Linked DNA regions of Homo sapiens: region 2 is linked to region 1. The links are chromatin loops, found by intact Hi-C in ENCODE. Cell type or tissue: heart left ventricle. All regions are shown on one strand. Links, peaks and the distances in the headings refer to the core of each region. The heading gives the core; the rest is flanking DNA. Region 1 holds the start of LOC100505774 (a long non-coding RNA gene). Region 2 has its middle 64 kb from the start of PPP1CB-DT.

Region 1 (8,713 bases), core at 289-8,288:
AACATCATAACTATTTCTCAGCATTGGGAGTGGAGGAGGATATATTTTGTAACAATATTCAAGGGAATTCTGATAGGGACCCATTCATCCCTTAGGCCTTTTCACTGATAAAGATTTCAAAAAATAAAAGATGTGAAAGAGACTGATTCAGCTAGAAGAGATAGGGGAGGGCTCTTCATGTGAAGGGATTGTGAAAGAGAGGAGACTGGGGTCCCTGGAGCAGAGGGTGCATCAGAGGAAGTGGTAGGAAATAGGGTGGGGTATTAAGATGGGGAAGTCAAGAAGAAATTGGAATGCTAGGTCAGAGAGTTTAATCCAGATGTTGTTTGAAATAAGAAATTATTCATGCATTCATTTGTTCAATAAATATTTATGAGCACCTACTCTGTGCCAGGCACTGTGTCATGTGCTGGGGAGAAAGTGGAGAATGAAATAAAGCTCTTTCCCTCATAAAACTTATATTCTGATAGGAGGGGAGAAGTGACCAATCCATTCCAGTTTGCCTGGGACATTCCTGCTTTTAGCACTCAAATTCTGCCCAGGAACCCCCTGGGTAAACCAGAATCATTGGTTCTCTAGGAGAGTCTCTAGGAGAGAGTGTGTGTGTGTGTGTGTGTGTGTGTGTGTGTGTGTGTGTGTGTGTAGTGCTGAAGGCTAGGAAGAAAAATGAAGCAGGGTAAGAGGTTGGGATGGAGAAGAATGCTGCTTTAAACAGGGTTGTCATGGAAGATCTCTCTGAGGAAGTGACACATGAGCAGCAATCTGGCTGGGCACAGTGGCTCACACCTGTAATCCCAGCACTTTGGGAGGCAAGGCAGGTGGATCACTTGAGGTCAGGAGTTCAAGACCAGCCTGGCCAACATGGTGAAACCCTGTCTCTACTAAAAATACAAAAATTGGTGGGGTAAGGTGGTGGGCACCTTTAGTCCCAGCTACTCGGTAGGCGGAGGCAGGAGAATCGCTGGAACCTGGGAAGTGGAGGTTGCAGTGAGCCAGATCAAGCCATGGCACTCCAGCCTGGGCAACAGAGCAAGACTCCATCTGAAAATAAATAAATAAGTAAATAAATAAGCAGCAATCTGCAAAAAAATGAGAATGTGGGCCATGTAAATATCCGAGAGTGGGTTCAGGAAGGGGTGATTATTTCCAGGAAAAATAACCACCTTGTAAAGGTCCCCAGCTGGAAACATGCTTGGCATAGATGAAGAACAGCAATTAGGTAGAAAGGTTGGAGGAATAGAAGAAGAGGTCAGAAGTAGAGAAGGGCCAGATGGAGCGAGCTGTGTCAAGGACACTGGATTACATTTGGAGTGTGTTGGGAGCCACAAGAAGGTTGACAGCAGAAGGTGATGGAAATGAGTGGAAGCAGCACGACTGCTTAGGAAGCCATTGCCTTAGAAAATCCTAAAGAATCCCTTCTCAAAATGTTTCATCAGAGAAACAGCAGAATGAGCGAAGAACAGTATATTCTTCGCCTGGTATCAGACCAGGTTTGGCAGGAATGGGCTGACCCAGGCTACTCCACAGTGATGGGAATGAAGAAGAGGAAGCATCTAGAGTTGCCTTTGAGCTGGGATTGCCAGAAGTTGGTGGCCCAGGATTCACAGGGGGACAAAGGAGAATGATGAGTCCAAGATGATTCCAAGATATCTTTCCTTGTTAGTTTTTCAAGTTTGAGATTCTCCTTCAATTTTCACAATCCAAACTTCATGGAATAAATGAATATGGTCTATTCTTTCCCGCTAAAATGGAGAAGGCTCCAGACCAGGCGTGGCGGCTCATGCCTGTAATCCCAGCACTTCGGGAGGCTGAGGTGGGTAGATCACCTGAGGTCAGGAGTTCGAGACCAGCTGGGCCAACATGGTGAAACCTCATCTCTACTAAAAATACAAAAATTAGCTGGGCATGGTGGCAGGCACCTATAATCCCAGCTACTGGGGAGGCTGAGGCAGGAGAATCGTTTGAATCTAGAAGGTGGAGGTTACAGTGAGCCAAAGTCACGCCACTGCACTCCAGCCTGGGCAGCAGAGTGAGACTCCATCTCAAAAAAAAAAAAAAACAACAAAGAACAAAAACAAAACAACCCCCCCAAAACCCCCAAATTGACAAGTTGACTCTTAAATGTATATAGAACCGCAAAAGATCTAAAATAGACAAGACCATCTTGAAGAGAAAGAACAAAGTTGGTGGATTATACTATCAGATTTTAAAATTTAATATGAAATTACAGTAATTAAGACAGTGTGATATTAGTACGAGAACAGACAAATCAATAGAAGAGAGTATAGAGTTCAGAAATAGACTCACATATATATAGTGGGGAAAAGATGGTCTTTTCAATAAATGATTCTGGAGTAATTGGATAGTCTTATAAAAAAATAATGAGCTTTGGCCTTTTTTCATACCATATGTGAAAAATTAACTTGAGATGGATCATAGACCTAAATGGCAAAACAATAAAGCTTCTGAAGAATACATGGAAGAATATCTTCATGACTTTATGGCAGTCAAAGATTTCTTTTTTCTTTTTTTTTTTTGAGATGGAGTCTCTATTGCCCAGGATGGAGTGCAGTAGTGTGATCTCGGCTCACTGCAACCTCCGCCTCCCAGGTTCAAGCGATTCTCCTGCCTCAGCCTCCTGGGCAGTTGGGATTACAGGTGCCTGCCACCACACCCAGCTAATTTTTGTATTTTTAGTAGAGACGGGGTTTCACCATGTTGGCCAGGCTGGTTTTGAACTCCTGACCTCAAATGATCTGCCTGCCTCGGCCTCCCAAAGTGCTAGGATTACAGGCGTGAGCCATGACACCCAGCCAGATTTCTTAAACAAGGTACAAAAACCAAAAACAAACAAACAAAAAAACTAACCATAAAAGGAAAGATTGATAATTGGATTCATTAAAAATAAGAACTTTTTCGAAAGGGCAAGTCACAGACTGAGAGAAAGTATTTGCAATCCACCTCTCTCTTTCTCTCTCCAATGAAGAATTTAAATTCTATAAACCAATAAGGAAAAGACAGACAACCCAATTATAAAATGGGCAAAACACTTGAACAAGCATTTCACAGAAGAGGATGTCCAAATATCTAGTAAGTATGTGAAAAAGGTACTTAAGACATCATTAGTCACCAGGCAAATGCAAATGCAAATCACAATGAGATACCAACCCACACTCTCCACAATGGCTAAAATTAAAAAGACTGATGATATCAAGTGTTGATGAGGATATAGAGCAATTAGAACTTCTACACATTGCTGGTGGGACTGTAAAATGGTGCAACCACTTTGGAAAACTGGCACATCTATGAAAGCTAGATCGAAGCTTTCTCTGTGGTTTAGCACTTCCACTCCTAGGTATATACCCCCAAAAATGAATGCATATGACCATTAAAATATGTGGACAAAATGTTCATGACAGTTTTATTTTTAATAACCAAACTTTGGAAATAAGCCAAATAAGTCTCAGTGGGGAACTAATAAATTATAGTGTATTCATGTGGTAGAATTTTACACAGTAAAAACAGACAAAAAAACCATCTACTACTACATGTAACAACATGGATAAACCCCACAGACATTATGAGTGAACAAAGACAGACTTAAAAAGTATATATGGGCTGGGAACGGTGGCTTGCATCTGTAATCCTGTACTTTGGGAGGCCAAGGTGGGAGGTTTGCTTAAGCCCAGGAGTTCAAGACCAGCCTGGACAACATTGTGAGACCCCATCTATACCAAAAGTAAAATAAAAAAATTTAGCCAGGCATGTTGGCATGTACCTATGGTCTCAGCTACCCAAACCAGGGAGGTTGAAGCTGCAGTGAGCTGTGATCATGCCACTGCATTCCAGCCTGGACAATAGAGTGAGACCCTTTTTCAAAAAAAAGTACATATGATTTCATTTTTATGAAATTCAAAATAGGTAAAACTAATCAAAAGTGATATAAGTCAGAATAGGGTTTATCTCTGGGTCATAGGGATATTGGCTGGGAAGGGACGAATGAGAACTTTTTGGAGTGCTGGAATGTCCTGTTTTTCTTTTTGTCTTTTTGTTTGTTTGTTTTGTTTTAAGATATGATCTTGCTCTGTCACCCAGGCTGAAGGGAAGTGGCGTGAACATGGCTCAGTGCAACCTCCACCTCCCGGACTCAAGTGATCTTCCCATCTCAGCCTCCTAAGTAGCTGGGACCATAGGTGTGTGCCACCATGCCCGGCTAATTTTTAAATTTTTTGTAGAGATGGTGTCCCACTATGTGGAGTCTTCTTCATATTGATCAAAGTGGCAGTTAAACAAGAATATAATTACATAAAAGTGTACCAAAATGTATATTTAAGATTGGTGCACATTGCTGTATATATTATACTTTGATAAAGAGTATTACAGAAAATTTTAATTTTCTTCTTTTTGCTGTTTTCTAAATGGTCACACCTTTTTCTCGGCTATATTTCCAAAAGTCTAAACTGAAACATAAATTATAATGAGAAGAAAAACAATAAAGGTTATTATTTTTAAAACACTAGAGCTGAATCTCAGCTACCTATCTAGATCTCTTGGCCTGAGCCCTGGACCCAGCTAAAAATAGTTCAGAGCCTTGCCAGCTGGGAGCTGGGCTATGTTTAGCAGAAACTGGCACACGAGTGAAATGGGGTGGAGCCAAGTAGACACTTTGGATCCGGTAGGCATAGCTCTCCCACAGGAGACTGTTTAGGCCATGCCTGGCATCAGTAACTCAGGCTGTTTCCCACACTACAGGCCAGCACTGTGGGCTCTCAGTTTATTGGGAAATGGAAATAAGAGGGAAGGACAAAAGTCCACTGGGAAGCAGACTGGACAGAAAGGAACTCTGAGCAGCTAAACTCTGACTAATCCCAGGGTATACCTGCGTTTTCTCTTCACCAGGTTAGACTTTTAATTACTGATTTGGTAAATTTGGATTCCTTTTTCAACAACTCATGTAAAAATGTTATGTTTATGTTTGGGGAGGCTGGGTGCGGTGGTTCATGCCTGTAATCTCAGCACTTTGGGAGGCCGAGACGGGTGGATTGTTTGAGGTCAGGAGTTCAAGACCACCCTGGCCAACATGGCGAAACACTGTCTCTACTAAAAATACAAAAATTAGCCAGCTGTGGTGGCACACGCTTGTAATTCCAGCTACTCAGGAGGCTGAGGCAGGAGAATCTGTTGGACCGGGGAGGCGTAGGTTGCAGTGAGCATAGATCCTGCCACTGTACTCCAGCCTGGGCAACAGAGCAAGACTGTAAAAAAAAAAAAAAAAAAAAAAGTTATATTTATGTTTGGGGAAAGCAGGTGCAGAATTATTTAGATTGCAACCATAAAAAGTTCCCTGGGTGGTTTTGCTGCCAAATCAGCTTAACCTGGGGAATTCACTTCAGGTAACCTCCTCCTCCTTTCCTGTGGTCATCCAAAAGGCAGGGATGGCTAGTATAATTATCCACATCACAGGGATGCTTAGAGGCTTAATTAATGTTCATAACCCACTTTGAAGTATTCAGATGAAGAGACAGTTGACAGAAATGGTGGTGTTCTAAGTTCTACTTACAAACTCTGGCAAGTTACAAAGCAAATTTTGAAGTTGTTTTTTGGTACTCTACTTCCAAATATACTGGCATGGCAACTCCAAGATCCTCCCTCATTTAGTTAGAATCACTGCCACCCAGACAATTTAGAGGACTCTATTTCTACATTTTATTCACTTTAATTTTTTAAAATTTTAAAATTTTTTATTTTTTATTTTTTTTGAGATGGAGTCTTGCTCTGTGGCCCACGCTGGAGTGCAGTAGTGCAATCTCGGCTTACTACAACCTCTGCCTCCCAGGTTCAAGTGATTCTCCCACCTCAGCTTCCCGAGTAGCCAAGATTACAGGCATGCGCCACCATGCCTGGCTAATTTTTTTGTATTTTTAGTAGAGATGGGGTTTCGCCATGTTGCCCAGGCTAGTCTCGAACTCCTGACCTCAGGAGATTCGCCCACCTTGGCCTCCCAAAGTACTGGGATTATAGGCGTAAACCACTGTGCCCAGCCATTTTGTTCATTTTTAAAAGGAAAGTATAAATATGAGGTGATTTATAACAAGTGGCATTTGGAGGAATGACACTAAACAAGTTGGTATGTTGCTATTGTCAGCAAATAGAGAACTTTTAGCCCACAACTAAGATGCAAAACAACTTTCAAGATAGGGAAAAAATGTGCCAAACTCTGATCAAATGTAAGCCTTAAGCCAAACACTATGAATACCATTAGAAACTTTTTTTTTTCTTTAGAGACAGGGTCTCGCTTTGTTGCCCAGGCTGGAGTACAGTGGTGTGATCATAGCTCACTCCAGGCTTGAATTCCTGGGCTCAGGCGATCCTCTCACCTCAGCCTCCCAAGTAGTTAGGACTATAGGCACATGACTTTTAAAAATATTTTGGACAGATGAGGTCTTGCTGTGTTGCCCAGGCTGGTCTCAAACCCCTGGCCTTAAGTGGTCCTCCTGCCTCAGCCTTCCAAAGCACTGGGATTACAAGTATGAATCACAATGTCTGTACTGGAAACCTTTCTAAAATAAATCCATCCTGCTTCATAATGTGGAGATGGCTTAGGATACTATCTTTTCCATTCTTGAGAGGGAGAAACCCTGAAATATTGTCAATAAAAACCGATCTGGGAGATGGCACTAAGACTCTGTCAAGGGTGTAGTCTCCCTTTATGTAGTAATCAATGCATTAGGTTTTGCTTGATTAAAAAAAAATCAAGTCTGTGAGCAAACAAAAATGTGGTGGGCTGAATAATGAAAATGAAAATGATGGGCCGGGCATGGTGGCTCACGCCCGTAATCCCAGCACTTTGGGAAGCCAAGGCAGGGGAATCACCTGAGGCCAGGAGTTCGAGACCAGCCTGGCCAACATGATGAATCCCCGTCTCTACTAAAAATACAAAAATTAGCCAGGCATGGTGGCATGCGCCTCTAGTTCCAGCTACTTAGGAGGCTGAGGCAGGAGAATCGCTGAACCGGGAAGGCAGAGATTGCAGTGAGCTGAGATGGCGCCACTGCACTCCAGCTTGGGCAACAGAACGAGACTTCATAAAAAAAAAAAAAAAAAGATGATGCTAATGGTGAAAATACTAATAGCCATCATTGAGGGCTTACTAGGTGCTAGACACTGTTCTAAGAGCTTTATATGTCTTGACTCATCTGATCCCACCAATAACCCTGGAAGATAGAACCTACTATTATCCTTATTTTGTGGACAAAGAAACTGAGACGTAGAGAAGTTCAGTAACGCTAACTTGCTTATGGTTATACAGCTTACCAGCTAGCAGTGGTTTTCAAAACACTATTGTGCATTACACTTCTCCAGAAAGCTAGTTAAAATTCATATCTTAGCTCAAGACCAGACCTTCTGATTAGAAGTGTGAGATGGGGTCTAGAAAAGTGCATTTTGGCTGGGCACGGTGGCTTACGCCTGTAATCCCAGCACTTTGGGAGGCCAAAGCAGGCAGATCACGAGGTCAGGAGATTGAGACCATCCTGACCAACACGGTGAAACCCCATCTCTACAAAAATACAAAAATTAGCTGGGTGTGGTGGCACATGCCTGTAGTCCCAGCTACTCAGGAGGCTGAGGCAGGAGAATCCCTTGAACCAGGGAGTTGGAGGTTGCAGTGACCCAAGATCGTGCCACTGCACTCCAGCCTGGTGACACAGCGAGACTCTGTCTCAAAAAAAAAAAAAAAGAAAAAGAAAAATGCATGCATTTTTAATAAATCCCTGGCAGCCTGGTCAACATAGGGAAACTCTGTCTCTACAAAAAGTTAAAAAATTAGCTGAGCATGGTGGCACATGCCTGTAGTCTCAGCTACTCAGGAGGCTGAGGCAGGAGGGTCACTTGAGCCTGGGAGACTGAGGCTGCAGTGAGCTGTGATCATGCTATTGCACTCCAGCCTGGGAGACAGAGTGAGATCCTGTCTCCAAAAATAAAAAATAAAAATAAATCCCTGGGATCAGGTGTGGTGGCTCACACCTATAATCCCAGAACTTTGGGAGGCTCAGGTAGGAGGATCACTTGAGGCCAGGAATTTGAGACCAGCCTGGGCAAAATGGTGAGACCTTGTGTCTACAAAAAGTTTAAAAATTAGCCGGATGCAGTGGCACGTACCTGTAGTCCCAGTTCCTTGGGAGGCTGAAGTGGGAGGATTGCTTGAGCCCACGAGTTTGAGGTGGCAGTGAGCTATGATTGTACCACTGCACTCCAGTCTGGGTGATAAGACCCATTCTTTAAGAAAAAACAATAAACAAAAATTAAAATAAATCCCCAAGGCAAATCAACTGTAGGAGGCCATTAGACCACTCTTTGGGAAATAGTGGCCTAGACCTAGGAAAAGGAGAGGCTGGGAGTTGAAATTTTCCAGTGTTTCTCCAGCATTGATTGGCCTTCCCTGTCCAGCCACATAGCAGGTCATCGGCCTAGCTGGTACTGTATGTCCTTGTAGTGAAAAAAGGCTGTATCAGGCTTCCAATGCTTAATGAAAATAGCCTTTCTTTTTTTTTTCTTTTTCTTTTTTTTGAGACAGAGTTTCACTCTTGTTGCCCACGCTGGAGTACAATGGTGTGATCTCGGCTCACTGCAACCTCTGCCTCCCAAGTTCAAATGATTCTCCTGCCTCAGCCTCCCTAGTAGCTGGGATTACAGGCACCCGCCACCATGCCCA
Region 2 (8,713 bases), core at 289-8,288, 49 kb after region 1:
GTGTACTTCCAAGCCTTGTCTTATACTGCACGTTTTTAAAACTGGAGTCCACATTATTCTCCATGCCTGGAAGGTGTGTTTGTGTGCGTGTGTGTGTGTGTGTGTCTAGGGTTGAGGGGAGGAGATGATTTACTTTGAAGGCATGGTACGTACCCTCAGTCTTGCTCCCTAAAACTGCTTTCCTGGCTTCTATCTTTGTCCCTTTAAGGCTTGGGATCCTACCATGATTTGAGACAGCATTGGGCAGCAGGAAGTTGGGTAACTGAACTCAGATCTGGCCCCTGACCCCACCTCCCGCTCTCCCTCTTCCCATAAATTCCTTTTGGCTGTTGCCGTGTGTGGAATGCTGGCTCCACTCCAGCAGACTGGAGGTCGCTCACAGCTGTCCTCACTCTCTGGGCTTCTGAGAAAGAATGGACTGTTGGGCACACAATGGCTTAGCCCCCCAGACAGCCTGTGCTTATACTCAGAGGTCACTATGCCTGCTGCTGAGCTGTGTGTGTCAGAGCAGATGCGGGGACTAGCTCTGGGCAAGTGACAAGAAGACAAAAGAGCATGTCAAATTGTGCTTCCCCAGCCCAGTGGGACAGCCTGTGACTACACTGGAAGCCAGGCTGGGACTTGACGATTCTTTTGCTGACTGCTGGGAGACTAGAAGATACCTGGCTCAACCTCATCCCTCATAGTTAATCCAATGAGCCTTTGCAAACGCATGTAGTGTGACATGGCAGCTATGCTTTGCATAGACCTGGGTGTGATCTCCTGCTCTGATACTTACCAGCTGTGCAGACTTGGACAAATTACCTGATCTCATTTTCCTCATATGTACAATGGAATAATGAATACCAACCTTGGCTGGGCGCAGTGGCTCATGCCTGTAATCCCAGCACTTTGGGAGGCTGAGGCGGGTGGATCACCTGAGGTCAGGAGTTCGAGACCAGCCTGGCCAACATGGCAAAACCCCATCTCTACTAAAAATACAAAAATTAGCGGGGCGTGGTGGCACACATCTGTAGTCCTAGCTACTCAGGAGGCTGAGGCAGAATGGCTTGAACCCGAGAGATGGAGGTTGCAGTGAGCCAAGATTGCACCACTGCGTTCCAGCCTGGGTGATAGAAGGAGACTCCGTCTCAAAAAACAACAACAGCAACGAAAAACAAACTTATAGAGTTCCAAGTACAGATGCTCCTTGACTTGTGATGGGGCTGTGTCCCACTAAATCCATCAGAAGTGGAAGATATCTGAAGTTGAAAATGCATTTGATGCTGGTAACACAGCAGATGGTCCCCGACTTATGGTGGTTCAACTTATAACTTTTTTACTTCATCCTGATGCAAAAGCAGTAAGTATTCAGTACAAACTGTAATCCCACTGTAAGTCATAAGAAGCTCTTTGATAAACTTAATGTTAAGTCAAAAAATTGTATGTCTAACCATCATAAGTTGGGGACTGTCTGTATTTTGTACCTTATGAGGCTTCAGTAAAAGGCACTATTTTTATTACTGCTATTTATTTATTTTTTGAGACCTCTTGGGGTTAAACTCTGTGCTTGGCCTCAAGGCTATGAGTGAGAATACAGAGATGAATAAGATGCTGTTAGGGGCCGGGCGCAGTGGCTCATGCCTGTAATCCTAGCACTTTGGGAAGCCGAGGCGGGCAGATCACCCGAGGTCAGGAGTTCAAGACCAGCTTGGTCAACATGGTGAAACACTGTCTCTACTAAAATACAAAAATTAGCCAGGCGTGGTGGCACACACCTGTAATCCCAGCTACTCAGGAGGCTGAGGCAGGAGAATTGCTTGAACCTGGGAGGTGAAGGTTGCAGTGAGCCAAGATTGTGCCACTGCACTCCAGCCTGGGTGACAGAGTGACACTCTGTCTCAAACAAAAACAAAAACAAAAACAAAAGATCCGGTTAGGGCCAGATGTGGTGGTTCATGCCTGTAATCACAGCACTTTGGGAGGCGGAGGCAGGCAGATCACTTGAGGTCAGGAGTTCGAGACCAGCCTGGCCAACATGGTGAAACCCTGTCTCTACTAAAAATACAAAAAAAATTAGCTGGGCGTGGTGGCATGCACCTGTAGTCCCAGCTACTTAGGAGGCTGAGGCAGGAGAATCACTTGAACTCAGGAGGCAGAGGTTGCAGTGAGCCAAGATCGTGCCACTGCACTCCAGCCTGGGCGACAGAGGGAGACTCCATCTCCAGTAAAAAATAAATAAATGTTCTGTTAGTACTTTTGGGAGGTGACGATCTAGAGCAGGGGTGGGAAGACTACTGCCTGAGGGTCAATTTTGCCAGTACTCATTTTTTTGTTTTTTGTTTTGAGACTGGGTCTTGTTCTGTTTCCTAGGCTAAAGGGCAGTGGTGTGATCATAGCTCACTGCAACCTTCAACTCTGGGCTCAAGTGATCCTCTCCTGCCTCAGCCTCCTGACTAACTGGTACTACAGGCACATGACACCACGCCTGGCTAATTATTTTTATTTATTTGTTTATTTTTGAGACAGAGTCTTGCTCTGTTGCTCTGGCTGGAATGCAGTAGTGCAATCATGGGTCACTGCAGCCTTTTCCTGCTGGGCTGAAGTGATCCTCGCATCTCAGCCTCTTGAGTAGCTAGCACTACAGGTGTGTGCTACTGCACCCAGCTAATTTTTAATTTTTTGTAGAAATGAGGTCTCGCTATGTTGCCCAGGCTGGTTTTGAACTTCTAACCTCAAGAAATCCTCCCACCTTGGCTTCCCAAAATGCTGGGATGACAGATGTGAGCCACCGTGTCTGCCCCCTGTTTTGTAAATAAAAAGTTTTTTTAGAACACAGTCATGTCTATTCATTTACATATTGTCTACGGCTGTTTTCACACAACGACGGTGGAATTGAGTAGTTGCAACAGAGGCCATGTGACCCACAAAGCCAAACTATTTGTTATCTGGACCTTTATAGAGAAAGTTTGCTGACCCTGGAAGATGGCTATATAATCAGGATGAAGCTATTTGGAGAAGAGGTAGAGATCATCCAAAATGATGGCCCAGAAGGAGAGAGAATCAATTCTGACTTGAGCGGGCATCAGGGCTTTAAGCCAGGCTGTGAGGGCTGAGAAAGAAATTAATCCCTGGAGCCTGAAAGTAGGGGAGGGGTGGGAATGGGCATGTAAAATTTGAGCACAATTTTAAAGGGGTATGATCCATATGCAGTAGAAGAGACTAGAGATTAAATGGCTAGTTCAAAGCCATGCAATTTGGAGTCAGAACTTGAACTTGGCTCATGATATGGTTTAGTTCTGTGTTCCTACCCAAATCTCATCTTGAATTGAAATCCCCACTTGTTGAGGGAGGGACCTGGTGGGAAGTGATTGGATCATGGGGGCGGTTTTCTCCATGCTGTTCTCATGATAGTGAGTGAGTTCTTTTGAGCTCTGCTGGTTTAAAGGCAGCACTTCCCTCTTTGCTCTCTCTCTCTGTTCTGCCACCATGTAAGACGTGTCTTGCTTTCCCTGCACCTTCCTCCATGATTGTAAGTTTCCTGAGGCCTTCCCAGCCATGTAGAACTGTGAGTCAATTAAACTTGTTTTCTTTATAAATTACCCAGTCCTGGGCAGTTCTTTATAGCACTGTGAAAATGGGCAAATACAGCTCAGTGCCTTGGAGAATTTACATGACCTTATATTGATGTAGTATTTTATAGGATGCAAAATACATAAACACATATAACATCATTCAGTCCCCACAACCACACTCAGAGGTAGGGATTGCTAGTGTTATTTTATAGATGAGATTAAACATTACATCCAAGAAGCAGCATTGTTGGCCTTGAATCCAGGGAAGATGCCTGTTGACTGTGACAAGGGTACAAAGCCTCTGCAGTTTACAACTCTGTCACAGGATATGTCCTGGTTGTCTGGCACAGATGTAAATGACAGGCCTAAAAACACAGGCAGGGGACCGTCTTCTTTTTTTTTTTTTTTCTTTTGAGACAGGGTCTTGCTCTGTTACCCAAGTGGGAGTGCACTAGCACGATCTCAGCTCACCGCAACCTCTGCTTCCTGGGTTCAATTTATTCTCCCACCTCAGCCTCCTGAGTAGCTAGGATTACAGGCATGTGCCACCATGCCCAGCTAATTTTTTTGTATGTTTATTAGAGATGGGATTTTACCATGTTGGCCAGGCTGGTCTTGAACTCTTGACCTCAGGTGATCCACCCTCCTTGGCCTCCCAGAATGCTGGGATAACAGGCATGAGTCACTGCACCTGGCCCGGGGCAGGGTAACTTCTGACCTGTACACCCTGTGGGTTATTTAAAACCCAATATGACTTTAGTGAAGGTCTGTTGTATAATATGCACAGAACTAAATGCCGAGAGAAAAACCCATGGAGAAACACAAGACAAAACCACCCCTGGCCCTCCAGGGGCTGTGGGTTTAGCTGAGGACATAATCTTCAAAGACCCATAATGGCATGAGACAGTATACGCCAAGTCACCAACATGTGGTGCAGACACGGGGACGGGAGTTGGAGGCTGTAATCAGGAAGGCTCCATAAGGGGTGTGAGGCTGGAGACGGGGTTTAGCTGATTCTATGCCGTGGATTAATTGAGGTGGCCATCTCCTCACATTACAAAATCCCCATCAAACCACAGAACCTGAGAGCTGGCAGGGATCCCAGTTCTTCTCTCCATTTACAGATGGGAAAACAGAGTCCCTAAGAAAGGGCTGAGTAGCCCATGAAGTCCTGATATGGAGCTCAAACTCAGGTTTCCCTTTGAAGTCCAGGGCTTTTCTATAGCACTGTTTTGTCCCTTTCCTCTAAATTAACCCCCTAGACTTCAGTTTTCCCTTTTCCTTTCCAAATGTGCCCTACAGAGAGTTGGTAGATGAAGACTCCAGAACCTCCAGTGGTGTGTGTCACTCTTCTTGCTCACCTCTTCCTCCTCCCCATTTTCCATATCTCCTTGCTGCCTTCAGAATAAAGACCAAGGCTTAACCTGAGTGACTGGAGAGGGTAGTGGCTGAGAGTGTAGGCTCTTGCACCAAGTTGTCATTGGTTTGAACCCTTCCCTTCTCTACCACTTAACCACTGTGTGGGCCTGGGTGAGTGGGAGAACCTTTCCATGCTTTAGTTTCCTCATCCTCTTTCCTCAAAGTGGGTATAATCATACCCAGACTGTGTAATCACAGTAATTGCCTCATAGGACTATAAGGAATACATGAGATAATCCATGAACAAAACATAAATTAGTGTTTGGTATCCAGCAGGTACTCAATGAAAGTTAGCTAAAGGCATTGCCATTACCCTGGTATTCATCAGCCCTTGCAATTGGACTCCGCCCATTTCTCCAACCTGGCCTCCCCAAACCGGTCTATTCATTGTCTCTTATTAGCCATGCACCATTTCTCCCTTTTGAGCTCTCCCCTCTACTTCCCTGCTCCTCCCCGTATATTTGTTTTACTGTGTGCTGTTGGGTCGCCTTCTCTTTCTCAGAAGCCCTGCAGCACCAGTCTGCACTTTGTTCTTACATTATCCATCCTGTAAGTCCATATCTAATGGTTTCCAGGCAGCAGGGCTTCTGGGTTCCCCTAGCACTTAACACTGGATTTTGCACATGGCAGGCGGGCACTCATCCAATATGTCTTCATTTATTGAGCACCTACTATAAAAAAGACCTTTGTAGGCCAGGGCGGTGGCTCACTCCTGTAATCCCAGAGCTTTGGGAGACTGAGGCAGGAGGATCACCTGAGGTCAGGAGTTCGAGACCTGCCTGACCAATATGGTGAAACCCCGTCTCTACTAAAAATACAAAAATTAGCGGGGTGTGGTGGCCGGCGCTTGTAATCCTAGCTACTCGGGAGGCTGAGGCAGAAGGATTGCTTGAACCCAAAGGCAGAGGTTGCAATGTGCCAAGATTGTGCCACTGCACTCCAGCCTGGGCAACAGAGCAAGACTCCGTCTCAAAAAAAAAAAAAAAAAGACCTTTGTTGACACTGGGGACACAGGATTGATTAGTCCCTTCTTCATCCTCACAGTATGGAGGGAGACACAGACTCATAAGCCAAGTGCTTAGGACTAGAATGGAAGGAGGACCTCACTCAGGGGAGCCCATGGAGGGAAGGAGTAATTGGTACTGATGCATGTTTCAGGGTCTTGACAAAGAAGAGTGATAGGACCCAAGGGGGAGATTCCAAAGTCATTATACCAGAGGAGTAAATGGGCCTGGGCACTGAAGGAGAGAGAGGAGTTAAAGCTGATTCTGGGCTTTTCAGCCTGGACAACTGAAGGCATCTTCTGGAGACGTGCCTGAGCTAGTTAGGGTCACCAAGAGCAGGGAACAGAGTGAGGACAAAGACCCCACTGAAAGGGGGTCTTTTACTTCATTCTCAGGCACAGCCAGGCCTGGGAAAGGAGGAAACTCAAGTCTGAGGCTGGAAAACAGCAAGAAAGTTGAAAGCTAGGGAAGAGGGTCTGTATTGGGCCGTTCTTGCATTGCTATAAAGAAATACCTGTGACTGGGTAATTTATAAAGAAAAGAGGTTTAATTGGCTCATGTTTCTGCAGGCTTTACAGGAAGCCTGGTGCTAGCATCTGCTTGGCTTCTAGGGAGGCCTCAGGAAACTTACAGCCATGGAAGAAGGCAAAGGGGGAGCAGGCGTGTCACATGGCAAAAGCACGGGCAAGAGAGAGAGAATAGAGGGAAGTGCCATATGCTTATAAATGACCAGGTCTTGCAAGAACTCACTATCACAAAGACAGCACCAGGCTATGAGGGATCTGCCCCCAGGATTCAAACACCTCCCACCAGGCCCCGCCTCCCGCATTGGGGATTACAATTCAACATGAGATTTCGGCGGAGACAAATATCCAAACTATATCAGGGTCCTTCCATGCATGATGCAGGAGGGAGTGGCCTGAAAAAGACGGATGGGTTACAGGGGAAGGCTACAGGGGAGACAGGCATGGGTAGGGTGAAAGGGCATTCAAGAATGAATTTTCTGAGAATGCCCATTCCATGAGTGGCTGTGAGCATTTGGGGGCCAGGATGGGGTTTCAATAGCCCCGCTGCACTGGGCAGTGACTTCAAGGGACTACCTTGAAGTCAAGAGTTGCATGTTTCCCAGCTTTGTACATTCTACACCATGGCAGGAATAGGGAAGTCAAGGAAGAGGAGGAAGACTTCACTTTTGGATTTATGTTAGTAAAGGAAGTTCAGGTATTATGGGGGCTATAGCACGCTGATTCCAAGATGCTAACTGGATGTACAAACACCAATGCTCAGAGAGCTGTCTGGAGATAGGAACTTGAGTTTTGGAGTCCACCACTTTGACAAAATGGTGGAAGCTACGGCAGCGAGTCCATCCTTTAAGGGAGAGAACCTTTGGCATGTGAACCTCCGGAGATGGGAGATGGAGAACAGTACAATAGAGAGTCTCACCTCAGGGAGCTTCCAAGTAAATGGAATAAGAGAGACCCAATCCTAGGTGGGATGTGACAAGTGATACCAGCCAGGTCTAAAATGCAGGAGAAGTCAGAGGAGATCGAGGTCATTTCAGGAAATGGGTGGGGCAGGGAGGAAGAAGGGGTTCTGGGTGGATCAGGGAAGTCTCTCTGAGGGAAAAGGTATCTGAGGCAGATCTGAAAGAGTGGGCAGGACTCCAACAGTGGAGCCCGGGTGAGGCGGGCAAGGTGTTCTAGGTGAAGGAACCAGCACGAGTACTGGGGATGAGGCTGGAAGAGCAAACTGGAGTCAGATGGTGAAGGGCACCAGATGCTGGGCTGAGGAGTTTAAATAGGAGTCTGGCACAGGGAAGCAGCCACTGATGGTTGAGGGTTGGGGACAGACTGATACTGACATGACTCAAACTGGCTTTTGGAGAGTTCAGCGTGGAAGCCCTATCTAGTGTGGCCTGAGTAGAAAGCCCCTGGCACCATGGAGATCTCCTAGAGGGCTGTTGCTGAGTGCCCCATCTTCCTGATGTATACTGGAGCCACCATCCCGGTCTTCTTGCTGTGCTGCCCCTCACTTGCGGAAATAGACCGAGCTCCTGATAAGGCGGGCCGGGTTACAGAGGGTAGCAGGCAGGCAGACGGGCGCTGACTGCAGCTTAGCAGATGTGTCACTGATAAGCGGTGATCTTCTTGTGTTTGACCTTATCCTGTGCCGAGCTCTTTGTGGGAGAGTGGAGAGGATCAAATATCTGCACCTGGCTCTTCTCTTTCCAACCAGGCCTCTGCTCCAAAACTAGGGGTTTTTGTTTTTTGCTGGTGGTGTTATCATTATTACTATTATTTTTTTTTTTAACAAGCGCTTAATGGTCTAGGGTTCTACCTTCCTTTCAGATTATTTCTCCTGTTTTATTCACCACAATTTATTTACTCTTTTGTCTCTTTTCCAAGTACTAACTAGGCCTGACTCTGCTTAGCTTCCTAGATAAGGCGCATTCAGGGCGGTATGGCTGTAGACTCATTACTCTCTTGTCTTAGGGACTATCCTGAAGTCAAGAATTGCATGTTTTTCAGCTTTGTACATCCCGCACCATGCTTTGTACATAGTAGGCCCGCAACGTTTTTGGCGACCTCAAACCCAAACAAAGTCTCTCTTCTACTTCCAGAATCACTGAGTTCTGCTTCTGAGGTGCTCACACAGGTCCTTGCCTTGGATAACCGGCACGACGGCATCTCCTCAAGAGGAGACAAGAGATAATAACCAAATGAAAACATTCTCTTG

The links. Peaks named below come from ENCODE experiments on the same cell type or tissue, not always from the same donor. Only the 100,000 strongest peaks of a DNase experiment are listed, where the experiment ranks them.
Region 2: a loop joins it to region 1, with 2.1 times the contacts of the local background. A loop is called at or near these places in 6 of 110 quality-filtered maps.

The regions. Positions count from the first base shown.
Region 1 is chr2:28,732,213-28,740,925 of GRCh38, reverse strand. All of the region lies in intron 3 of PPP1CB-DT (PPP1CB divergent transcript), which reads left to right. LOC100505774 (a long non-coding RNA gene) reads left to right here and starts at 4,721. Exons shown (of 2, transcript NR_145832.1): 1 at 4,721-4,899. In heart left ventricle, for the core only: no CTCF peak of the experiment used is centred there; a DNase peak (open chromatin) is centred at 4,615; H3K4me3 peaks cover 1,837 bases; H3K27ac peaks cover 1,923 bases.
Region 2 is chr2:28,683,712-28,692,424 of GRCh38, reverse strand. It overlaps the pseudogene RNA5SP89. Among named protein-coding and RNA genes, the nearest start is that of PPP1CB-DT, 64 kb to the left of the region's middle. RefSeq lists a silencer at 7,708-8,002. In heart left ventricle, for the core only: no CTCF peak of the experiment used is centred there; a DNase peak (open chromatin) is centred at 344; H3K27ac peaks cover 35 bases.